2 separate regions of the Homo sapiens genome follow, and region 2 is linked to region 1. The links are chromatin contacts, found by Hi-C or POLR2A ChIA-PET in ENCODE. All regions are on one chromosome and are shown on one strand. Each heading gives the region's core, a stretch centred on a gene start or an enhancer-like site at or near the end of the contact. The rest is flanking DNA. Distances are from core to core; before and after follow the strand shown.

Region 1 (5,148 bases), core at 2,012-4,511:
TCAAAGACCTAATCATAAGAGCTAAAACTTCAACTCTCAGGAAAAGACATAGCAAGCTTCATGACATTGGATTTGGCAATAATTTCTTGGACAAAAGCACAGGCAACAAGAGAAAACATAGATAAAGTAAACTTCATCAAACTTTAAAACTTTTAGCTAGGAATGGTGATGTGCACCTGTAGTTCCAGCAATGTGGGAGGCTGAGGCAGGAGGATCGCTTGAGCCCAGGAGTTTGGGACTAGCCTGGGCGACACAGCAAAACCCCATCTCTAAAAAATGAGAGTGGCAAAGGCCTTGAGATGTTTCCCTAAAGAAGGTGTACATGTGGCCAGCAAGCACCTGAAAAGATGCTCACCATCACTATCGTTACGGAAATGCAAATCAAAACTACAGTGAGGGCAGGCACAGTGGCTCATGCCTATAATCCTAGCACTTTGGGAGGCCGAGGCAGATGGACTGCTTGAGCTCAGGAGTTCAAGACCAGCCTGAGCAACATGGCAAAACCCCATCTCTACAAAAAATATAAAAATCAGCTGGGCGTGGTGGTGCTTTTCTGTAGTCTCAGCTACTTGAGAGGCTGAGATGGGAGCACAGCTTGAGGCCCAGGAAGTTGAGGCTGCAGTGCCTCCCGCCATTGCACTCCAGAGCCTGGGTGACAAAGTGAGACACTGTCTCAAAATAAAAATAAAATAAAAATAGTCTGGGCGCAGTGGCTCATGCCTGTAATCCCAGCACTTTGGGAGGCCAAGGAGGGCTGATTGTTTGAGACCAGGAGTTCGAGATCAGCCTGGGCAAAATGGTGAAACCCTGTTTCCACCAAAAATACAAAAATTAACCAGACATGGTAGTGCACACCTGTAGTCCCAGCTACTCAGGAGGCTGAGGTGGGAGGATGGCTTGAGCCTGGGGTGGGTGGAGGTTGCAGTGAGCCGAGATGGCACTACTGCACTCCAGCCTGGGTGACAGAGCCAGACCTTGTCTCAAAGAAAAAAAAAAAAAAACACAGCGAGATACCACTTTGTACCCTTTGAGCTGCCAAGAATGAGACAAAAATAAATAAGGAAAGGGCATAACAAAAACCTCAAACTCATTCTCCTGTACACATACTGCAGTATCTTTGCATCTATGGAACAGGAAGAATCCCCATAGGAGGCCACTGACACTACCCTTCCTCTATTGATCTCTGCAGGCACCTGAATATGGCTGAGTTATTAGGAGCTCTTGGGTCCTTGCTAACGTTGAGTAATTCAGTAAAAACAGGTGTGATAAATTTCTTTTCATAGAGGTTCTTCCAGTCATTCATGTCATCAACAAAAATGCCCTGTACCCAGTATGATGCTGGGGACATAAGGGTGGGGGCCTGGGCTCAATCCTTGCCCTCCAACAGTTCTAATGTCAAGTCAGGGCAAGCCAGAGAGTCAAGGTGTGCTGACTCAAAATGGGGAATTCCCTCAGGAAGTGAAGGCTGAGCCAAGGCCTGGTAAAGTAAATGACAGGAGAAAGAGGATCATGGTCCACTCAAAAACAGCAGAATGTGGGCCAGGCACGGTGGCTCACGCCAGTAATCCCAGCACTTTGGGAGGCCAAGGCAGGTGGATCACGAGGTCAAGAGATCCAGACTATCCTGGCCAACATAGTGAAACCCCATCTCTACTAAAAATAAAAAAATTAGCCGGGCGTGGTGGCGGGTGCCTGTAGTCCCAGCTACTCGTGAGGCTGAGGCAGGACAATCACTTGAACCCGGGAGGCGGAGAATGCAGTGAGCCGAGATTGCGCCATTGCACTCCAGCCTGGCAACAAAGCTAGACTCCGTCTCAAAAAACAAACAAACAAACAAAAAAACACAGCAGAATGTGAAAAGGCATAGAGGCAAGAAAGCAGCCACGTGGTTGGGGAACTAAGAGAAGTTTAGTATGACTGGGTTACAGTCTGGGCAGACCTAGAAAGACAGACAGCTGGATCTGGAAATGGGCTGTGCATGCACAGCCTGCATGCTAGCTTAAGGAGTCTGAACTTCATGAGAGGTAAATGGGAAGCCACAGAAGGGGCTAAGCTGGGGATGGTGGCTTCAGCCTATAATCCCAGCTACTTGGGAGGCCAAGGCGGGAAGATCATTGGAAGCCAGGAGTGCAAGACCAGCCTAGACAACATAACAAGACCACCTCTGTCTCTAAAAAAAAGAAAGGGTACAGCTGATCAAACAGCTGATATTTGAAAAATGGATTGAAGAACCAAAACTGGACACTTCCAGAGTCATTCCCATGGAAGATGACAAGGGTGGGACAGGAGCAGTGGGATGATGTGGAGACAGGCAAGTGCTCTTTAGAACACAGTTAATTTATTGGGTGGGGGAGGAGCTAGAGAAGCCCAAGACACTGCCCAGCACAACCAGGCACCAAGGAAAGGTCAATTCTCTGAGACCCACTTGGAAATACTGGAGCCAAAGTGCTCAGTCAGAGTTAGCAGCAGCCATTCTCCAGCTGTGCTCTCTAGCCCTGGCATTGATGCCACGCACACACATCTCAGAACACAGCTCCAAGGAGCAAACACAGTTTACAATCCTAGACTCCAATCTCACCTCTGCCACTGAGTTCAACACATGCCCACTGGCATGTCCCATGTGCTCTCAGAGCCTGCTTTATCAGCTATTACCTTGAGGCTGGAGAGCCCCCAAAGCAGCCATTCAACAGGATCAGACAAACGAGCACCTGAGCGCAGTGCCGGAGGCTGAAGGTGGATGATGGGACAACCCCACTTTGTCCATTCATTCATACACTGGAGGATCTTCCAGCATCAGGATCTGGTAAGGAAATGAGGCCATTCTGGAAGGCCTGGATCTCAGGACATCTAAAACAAACACCTGTTTACTTGAGATTACCAAGGAGAAAGGAGGTGAATATTTGCTTCCTTGTTGGTAATGGGCCAGGCTATGCTAGAAACACTCACAGATACAACCTGCCTGGGTCAGCCTGGGAGGGAGGGCGGCAACAAGGGCTTTTACTCCCGGAGCAGGTGACTAGAATAGATAGAGCAGCTTAGCTCCCAACACTTCTCTACCAGGGCCTTCTTTTCTAACTGCAGGATATATTTCAGGAGCTGGGGAGAGGGAATTATTTACGCTATGACACAGGTGAAAGTAAGGTAAAGCCATCTGATTTACTCCTTTCTTCTATATGGCAGCAAAGTGGAGAAGAAATATCATGCCAGAGAGGTGAGACAGGAAGCACAGAGAGGCAACAGACAAGCTCTTCGTGGCAGTGAGGCCATGAGTAGGCCTGTAACTTCTCAGTTCCTACCGTTGCCTGCCAAAACCACAATGCAAGGTGGAGATACGAGAACAGCTATTCTGCCCTATCTAGCTCAAGAGAGAAGAGGGCAGCAAATAGGCACTGCTTGGGACAAGTGGAGTCGAGATCCACCAGAACACAAGATAGAGAAGAAGCAACCGCACCTGGAAGCAGGCAGCAAAGGCCCACAGGTGTCCACACTCACAAATCCACCCAGAAGCTCCCACTATCCACTGCAACTGGCAGGGGGTCCATGCTGCCACCCGAGCAAGGGGGTCCACCCAGCCCTGCCACCCGAGCTCAAGTCTGCTGAAACCCTGCAGTCATGTGGAGAGCTGCAAGCACAGTCCAGTCCTCTTGGATTCCTTTTTCTCTTTGCTTTTCCAGATTTTCTACAACTAACACAAATTACTTTTTACAATTTTTAAATTTTAATTTCTATTTTTAGTTTTTATTTGAGACAGGGTCTCACTCTGTCTCCCAAGCTGGAGTGCAATGGTGAGACCTTGCTCACTGCAACCTCTGCCTCCCAGGCTCAAGCCATCCTCCCACATCAGCCCCCTGAATAGCTGGGACCATAGGTGAGTGCCACCACACCTGGGTAGTTTAGAGATGGGGATTTGCCCTGTTGCCTAGGCTAGTCTTGAACCCCTGAGCTCAAGCGATCAGCCTGCCTTGGCCTCCCAAAATGCTTGGATTACAAGTGTGAGCCACCGTACCCAGCCAATTATTTTATTTTATATTTTATTTTATTTTATTATTTTTTTAGAGACGAAGTCTTGCTCTGTCACCCAGGCTGGAGTGCAGTGCCGCGATCTTGGCTCACTGCAACCTCTGCCTCCCAGGTTCAGGCAATTCTCCTGCATCAACTTCCCAAGTAGCTGGGACTACAAGGCGTGCGCTACCACACCCAGCTAATTTTTGTATTTTTCAGTAGAGATGGGGTTTCACTATATGTTGGCCAGGCTGGTCAACTCCTGACCTCATGTAATCCGCCCAGCTCGGCTTCCCAAAGTGCTGGGATTACAGGCATAAGCCACCGTGCTGGGCCAAAAATCACTTTTAAGAGCCATCTCTTAAAAGCCACTTTTAAGAGCCATCTCTTAAAAGCCACTTTTAAGAGCCATCTCTTAAAAGCCACTTTTAAGAGCCATCTCTTAAAAGCCACTTTTAAGAGCCATCTCTTAAAAGCCACTTTTAAGAGTAATGGCTACATACTGCAGAGGTTTTTGGCTCTCACTCATCAGACTCTCTCTGGATCACCCCAGGACATTTCAGTGATGGGGGACACATTAGGGAACGTGGCTTTCACAGTCAGCTCCTTGGTCCACCTAGCACCCCGAGTCTTGACAGAAGGGCAGAGGCTGCATCACAACAGTACAGCTTCAGAAACAGTCAAAATCCTTGCTGAGCAGAGGCCCTGAGGTTCCGGCTCACATGGCACCTAGTATGTCCCAAGCTGGGCACAGAGCACACACGCAGGAGACCCTGCTGCAGTGAGACAGATTTGGCACAGCTCCAACTGACTAGAGTTTCTTCTGCGACCCAGGCAGGCCTGGTGGTGGACAGAGGACAGAACTTTAGAAACCAGGGCCACCTGACTCTCACACCTCCCAGATATGTACAAGGCCACGGGAAGGAGACGACCCCTTTACTGTACTCTACCACCCAGTCCTGATAACAAGTTTGAGAACCCTGCACAGAGAACCCCTTTGGCAACAAGTCTGACTTCCCCTCCTGCCTCCTGAAGAGTTCTGAGGTGACAAGAACACTTCACAGCAGGGCTCCAAACACAACACCCTTGACTCTAAAAGGCTGGTCTCAGACACTCCAGCCTAATTCAAGACTATGGGTCTTAGAT
Region 2 (4,593 bases), core at 564-3,063, 160 kb after region 1:
TCTGGTCTTGCCCTCCAAACCCCCACTGTGTTTCTCCCTCTGAGCCTTAGCCACCTCTGAGGCAACATCACCTGCTTCCATCCCACCCCAAACAAAATCTAGGCTCCAGACGTTGATATAAGTAGGACCCTACTGGTCCTTCTCTCCGCCCTCGGCTCCTAAAGATCCTCTGTGAGCTTCGACTTCTCCCAGCCGTGCAGGCTTTGGTATTGGACGGTGTTATGTCGGGACCGCACTTCTCTGCCCTTACTCCACTCACCCTTCAGTGGTCACCTCCTCCGACAAGCCTTAGCCACCCGCACTGGGCCAGGGTCCTGTGCTCCCCCAGCTCCCGGGTGCACATCCCACCAGCGACCACAAAGTCGGGGACAGAGGCCGCTCACCGTCATGTTCGGCTGGAACCGGTCTTCTAGCACCGCCAGGGCCGCGTCCTGACCAGAGCCTGAAGGCAGGAGAAGCATCTGAAGTCAACCGCTGCGACGCCGTTTGGAGTGAGGCCAAGGTCACAGGGGCAGAGTTCGAGGAGAAGGGACAGAAGCGCTCACCCAGGGCTGTGAAGGGCAGACGGCTGTAGGAGCCATGGGGATGCACACCGTAGAGCTGCGGTCCAGTCAGGTCTACGCCGCCCACGATCAGCGATGCACCCACGTGGCCCTGGTACCTGCTCGAGGATGGGCGGGGTCGGCCACAAGCTGGGGCCTAGGCCCCACCTCTCTATGCCCAGCTCCTAGGTGCTATCCCCGCCCCTTCCTGTGGGCTGGCGCCCGATGACTGACATCGCCTTTTCCTGTAGCCCAGGTTCTCTTGGGCCGGCCTCTTCCGGTCACCTGGCCCGTCGCGGTCCCGCCCTTCTTTCTGTCCCGCCTTCCAATGGCCCCAACCCCGTAACTACCCCTGCCGGGGTCCTGTTAGCCCTGCCCCCGCACCTGAAGAGCGTCTGGCGCAGGATGCGAGTGACCGTGGCCACGCGGGGCTCGCGGCCCGTAGATAACGCGTGTAGCTCCATCTTGGACGCCACCATCCGTGTGGTCATCTCGGCGTCCGCGGCTACTCCAGCCCCACAGCAGCTGAGGCAAAAGGGAGGATCGGTGTGGGCAGGGCTGGGACGTGCGGGGACCGGAGTGGGAACGAGGGGGCCGTTCTTTTTTGCGTACGGGAACTGGGCTCGGGAGTCTCACTAGATTTTGGGGGCGATGAAGTGGATCTTCTCGCAGCTCTTGTCCGCCACGACCGAATCGTTAGTGGCTCGCGTATCGGCGCCCAGAATGACCCCGTCCTGAGGAGAGGGAGGGACCGCAGCTTCAGTGCCTGCTCGATACTCTCGGCTCCCCTCCAGCTCCCCGTCCCTCCCCGCTGCTCACTTGGAACACCAGGCCCGCGATGGTGGTCCCGGTCTTGCGTGCGTGAGGGACCTTGAGCCCCGGGAGGACGCGTTCCAATGATGCATTTCTGGAAACGGAGGAGGGCGCCCATGTTTCGGCTCTGCTTTCAAGACCCCTGTTGCTTCCCCTAACCTGGTCCCCGTCTCCCTCATCTTCCGGGGTAAGCCTGGAACCCAAGTCGACCAACACACCCTCCCCCACCCCCAGCCAGGAAAAAAGGCCACGAGCAAGCAGAGGCGGCTCAGGAGTGACCGCCCCCCGCGCCCCCGCTTCACCTTTGGCAGTTCTCGAAGGAGAAGCCCCCTCGGGGCTCCAGGGCTGGCTTCAGCATCTTGGGGCAGGCAGAGGGGATTAGGGGTCGCGGGCGGATGAGTCGGCCAGACAAGCGGGGCCAGTGAGCAGCTAAAAAGTCCTCTGCTAGGCTTCACGTCTGTACTTCCTGCTTTCGCTTTCGCCTTTACCCTTCCTCAAAGGCCCGTGGCGGTTTTCTGCATCTTGTCTTTCACTTTTGGCTTCACTTGTGGCTCTGAGCATTTGGGGAACCGGGTGATGTCCCTTGCTGTGCCCTCTGTGCTGCTCACTGGGTACTCTGTTGGATAGAGGGACAAATCTCTTCCCTTCTGGACTTGTTCAGGTCCTCCTCCCCCTCCATCTGAGCCCCTTGCTCTTACCCTAGCCTCAACTCTGACCTCCAGTCCCAGCATAGTAAAGCTCTCAGAGCCTTGGCCAAGTCAGCATTGTTGCTGGCCACCCAGTAGCATCAGGCATAGCTGACTTTTGTTCCTTGTCACCTTTCTTCCAACTCTTGCCTCTTTTGTTGCCTTTACTCCTCTGCAAAAACCTCAAACAGAGGCTCAGTCCTCAGTCACAGGGACCCTGGTCTTTCCATCTTCCATCTCAGGTGCCATCTTCCCTCTCTCAAGAGGGCACCATGGGTGTTGGGTTCCACTCATGGCCAAGCCTTGTTATTTCACCTCCCCAGTGACCTCTTGTCTGCACACATCCTTTTCCTAGCACTTCTAGTCTCAGCTAGCATCCTCTCCCACCTGGACATTGCACTGGCCTCCCTGGTTACCTTGCAATTCTTGCCCCCCGCCCCCCGACCCCCAGGCTACTCCTTACCCTGCAGAGAGCGGGTCTTTCTAAATTGGAAATCTGGTCACATTCTTTCTCTGGTTTAAACCCTTCAGCAGTCTGGGCCTGGTGGCTCACACCTGTAATCCCAGCACTTTGGAAGCCCAGGAGTTCGGGGCTGCAGTGAGTATGGATCATACCATTGCACTCCAGCCTGGGCAATAGACCCCGTCTCAAAGGGGGAAAAAAAAGACTTGGGTTTGAGGCTAAGAGCAGCACGCAGCTGCCAAAGGGTTTATCTTAATTTTTTTTTTTTTTTTTTGAGATGGGGTCTTACTCTGTTGCCCAGGCTGGAGTACAATGGTGTGATCTCGGTTCACTGGAACCTCTGCCTCCCAGGCACAAGCACTCTTCCACCTCAGCCTCCTGAGTAGCTGGGACCACAGGCACACACCACCATGCCTGGCTAATTTTTTTTTTTTTTTTTTTTTTTGGTAGAGATGGGGTTTCACCGTGTTGCCCAGGCTGGTCTTGAACTCCTGAGCTCAGGCGATCCACCCTCCTCAGCCTTCCAAAGTGCTAGGCTTATAACCATGAACCACTGTGCCTGGCCTATTTTACGGTTTTTTTTTTTTTTTTTTTTGGACACAGGGTCTTGCTGTTGCTCAGGCTGGAATGCCGTGGCACCATCTTGGCTCACTGCAACCTCTGCCTCCCAGGTTCAAGCAATCCTCCCACCTCAGCCTGCCTAGTAGATTTGACTACAGCTGTGGCTACACCTGGCTAATTTAAAAATAAATTTTTTTTTTTGAGACGGAGTTTTGCTCTTGTTGCCCAGGCTGGAGTGCAATAGTGTGATCTTGGCTCACCGCAACGTCCACCTCCCAGGTTCAAACAATTCTCCTGCCTCAGCCTCCCGAGTAGCTGGGATTACAGGCATGCGCCACCATGCCCGGCTAATTTTGTATTTTTAGTAGAGACGGGGTTTCTCCATGTTGGTCAGGGTGGTCTCAAACTTCTGACCTCAAGTGATCCGCCCACCTCGGCCTCCCAGAGTGCTGGGATTACAGGCATGAGCCACCGCACCAGGCTAATTTTTAAAATTTTTGTAGAGATGAGGTCTCACTATATTGCCCAGGCTTGTCTCGAACTCCTGGGCTCAATCAAGTCAAACCCAAGTCTTTTTTTTTTTTTGAGACGGAGTCTCGCTCTGTCGCCCAGGCCGGACTGCGGACTGCAGTGGCGCAATCTCGGCTCACTGCAAGCTCCGCTTCCCGGGTTCACGCCATTCTCCTGCCTCAGCCTCCCGAGTAGCTGGGACCACAGGCGCCCGCCACCGCGCCCGGCTAATTTTCTGTATTTTTAGTAGAGACGGGGTTTCACCTTGTTAGCCAGGATGGTCTCGATCTCCTGACCTCATGATCCACCCGCCTCGGCCTCCCAAAGTGCTGGGATTACAGGCGTGAGCCACCGCGCCCGGCCGAACCCAAGTCTTTACAGTGGTCCATTACTCTTCTTGTCACTCTGACCTCAGTGTAGGCACTGCCTCCTCTGGGAAGTCTTTGCTGACCTGAAAGGCTCAGCCTCTTGTGCTTCCTAAGCTTTTCTCAGAGCATTTAGCTTCATTAGTAATTAAACTTCCATTAGTGAAATGATCTGATTAATGGTTGTCACTCCCAGATTTTAATTCTAACTTTTTTTTTTTTTTTTTTTTTTGAGACCCAGTCTCTTTTTTTTTGAGACAGTCTCATTCTGCCGCCCAGTCTGGAGTGCAACGACGTGATCTCGGCTCACAGTGACCTCCACCTCCCAGGTTCAAATGATTCTCGTGCCTCAGCCTCCTGAGTAGCTGGGACGACAGATGCATGCCACCACGCCTGGCAAATATTTTGTATTTTAGTAGAGACGGGGGTTTCTGCCATGTTGGCCTGGCTGGTCTCAAACTCCTGAGTTCAGGTGATCCGCCTGCCTCGGTCTCCCAAAGTGCCAGGATTACAGGCGTGAGCCACCGTGCCCGGCCTCTAAACACTTGTGGCCCTGTCATTCACCCAGCACTCAAAAGGTCGTCTCACCTGCCCTTTTGGGAGCTGGGAGAGACAGCTCAAATTGTCACCGCCCCCCCACCGCCCCGTGCTCC

Evidence for each region. A loop is a pair of places that touch in the nucleus more often than their neighbours do. ChIA-PET counts read pairs that join two places held with the same protein, here RNA polymerase II (POLR2A). Pooled maps may share reads with other maps.
Region 2: a pooled map shows a loop between it and region 1 (2.3-fold over the local background). The contact joins the promoter of PSMB10 here to the enhancer-like site in region 1. A Hi-C loop is called at or near these places in 1 of 50 pooled maps. POLR2A ChIA-PET finds 5 or more read pairs at or near these places in 2 of 52 experiments (WTC11 and activated naive CD4-positive, alpha-beta T cell).

What each region holds. Positions count from the first base shown.
Region 1 is chr16:67,778,415-67,783,562 of GRCh38, forward strand. All of the region lies in intron 2 of RANBP10 (RAN binding protein 10), which reads right to left. Among named protein-coding and RNA genes, the nearest start is that of RANBP10, 26 kb to the right of the region's middle. RefSeq lists an enhancer at 3,046-3,195. Within about 2 kb of position 3,262, at least 4 of the 41 ENCODE cell types and tissues checked have a DNase peak (open chromatin) inside an H3K27ac peak, as active enhancers do.
Region 2 is chr16:67,935,037-67,939,629 of GRCh38, forward strand. It overlaps PSMB10 (proteasome 20S subunit beta 10), which reads right to left and starts at 1,814. Exons shown (of 8, transcript NM_002801.4): 1 at 1,658-1,814; 2 at 1,362-1,449; 3 at 1,179-1,276; 4 at 927-1,067; 5 at 546-661; 6 at 384-442. The coding sequence starts at 1,713. RefSeq lists enhancers at 384-583, 734-923, 1,214-1,493, 1,744-1,993.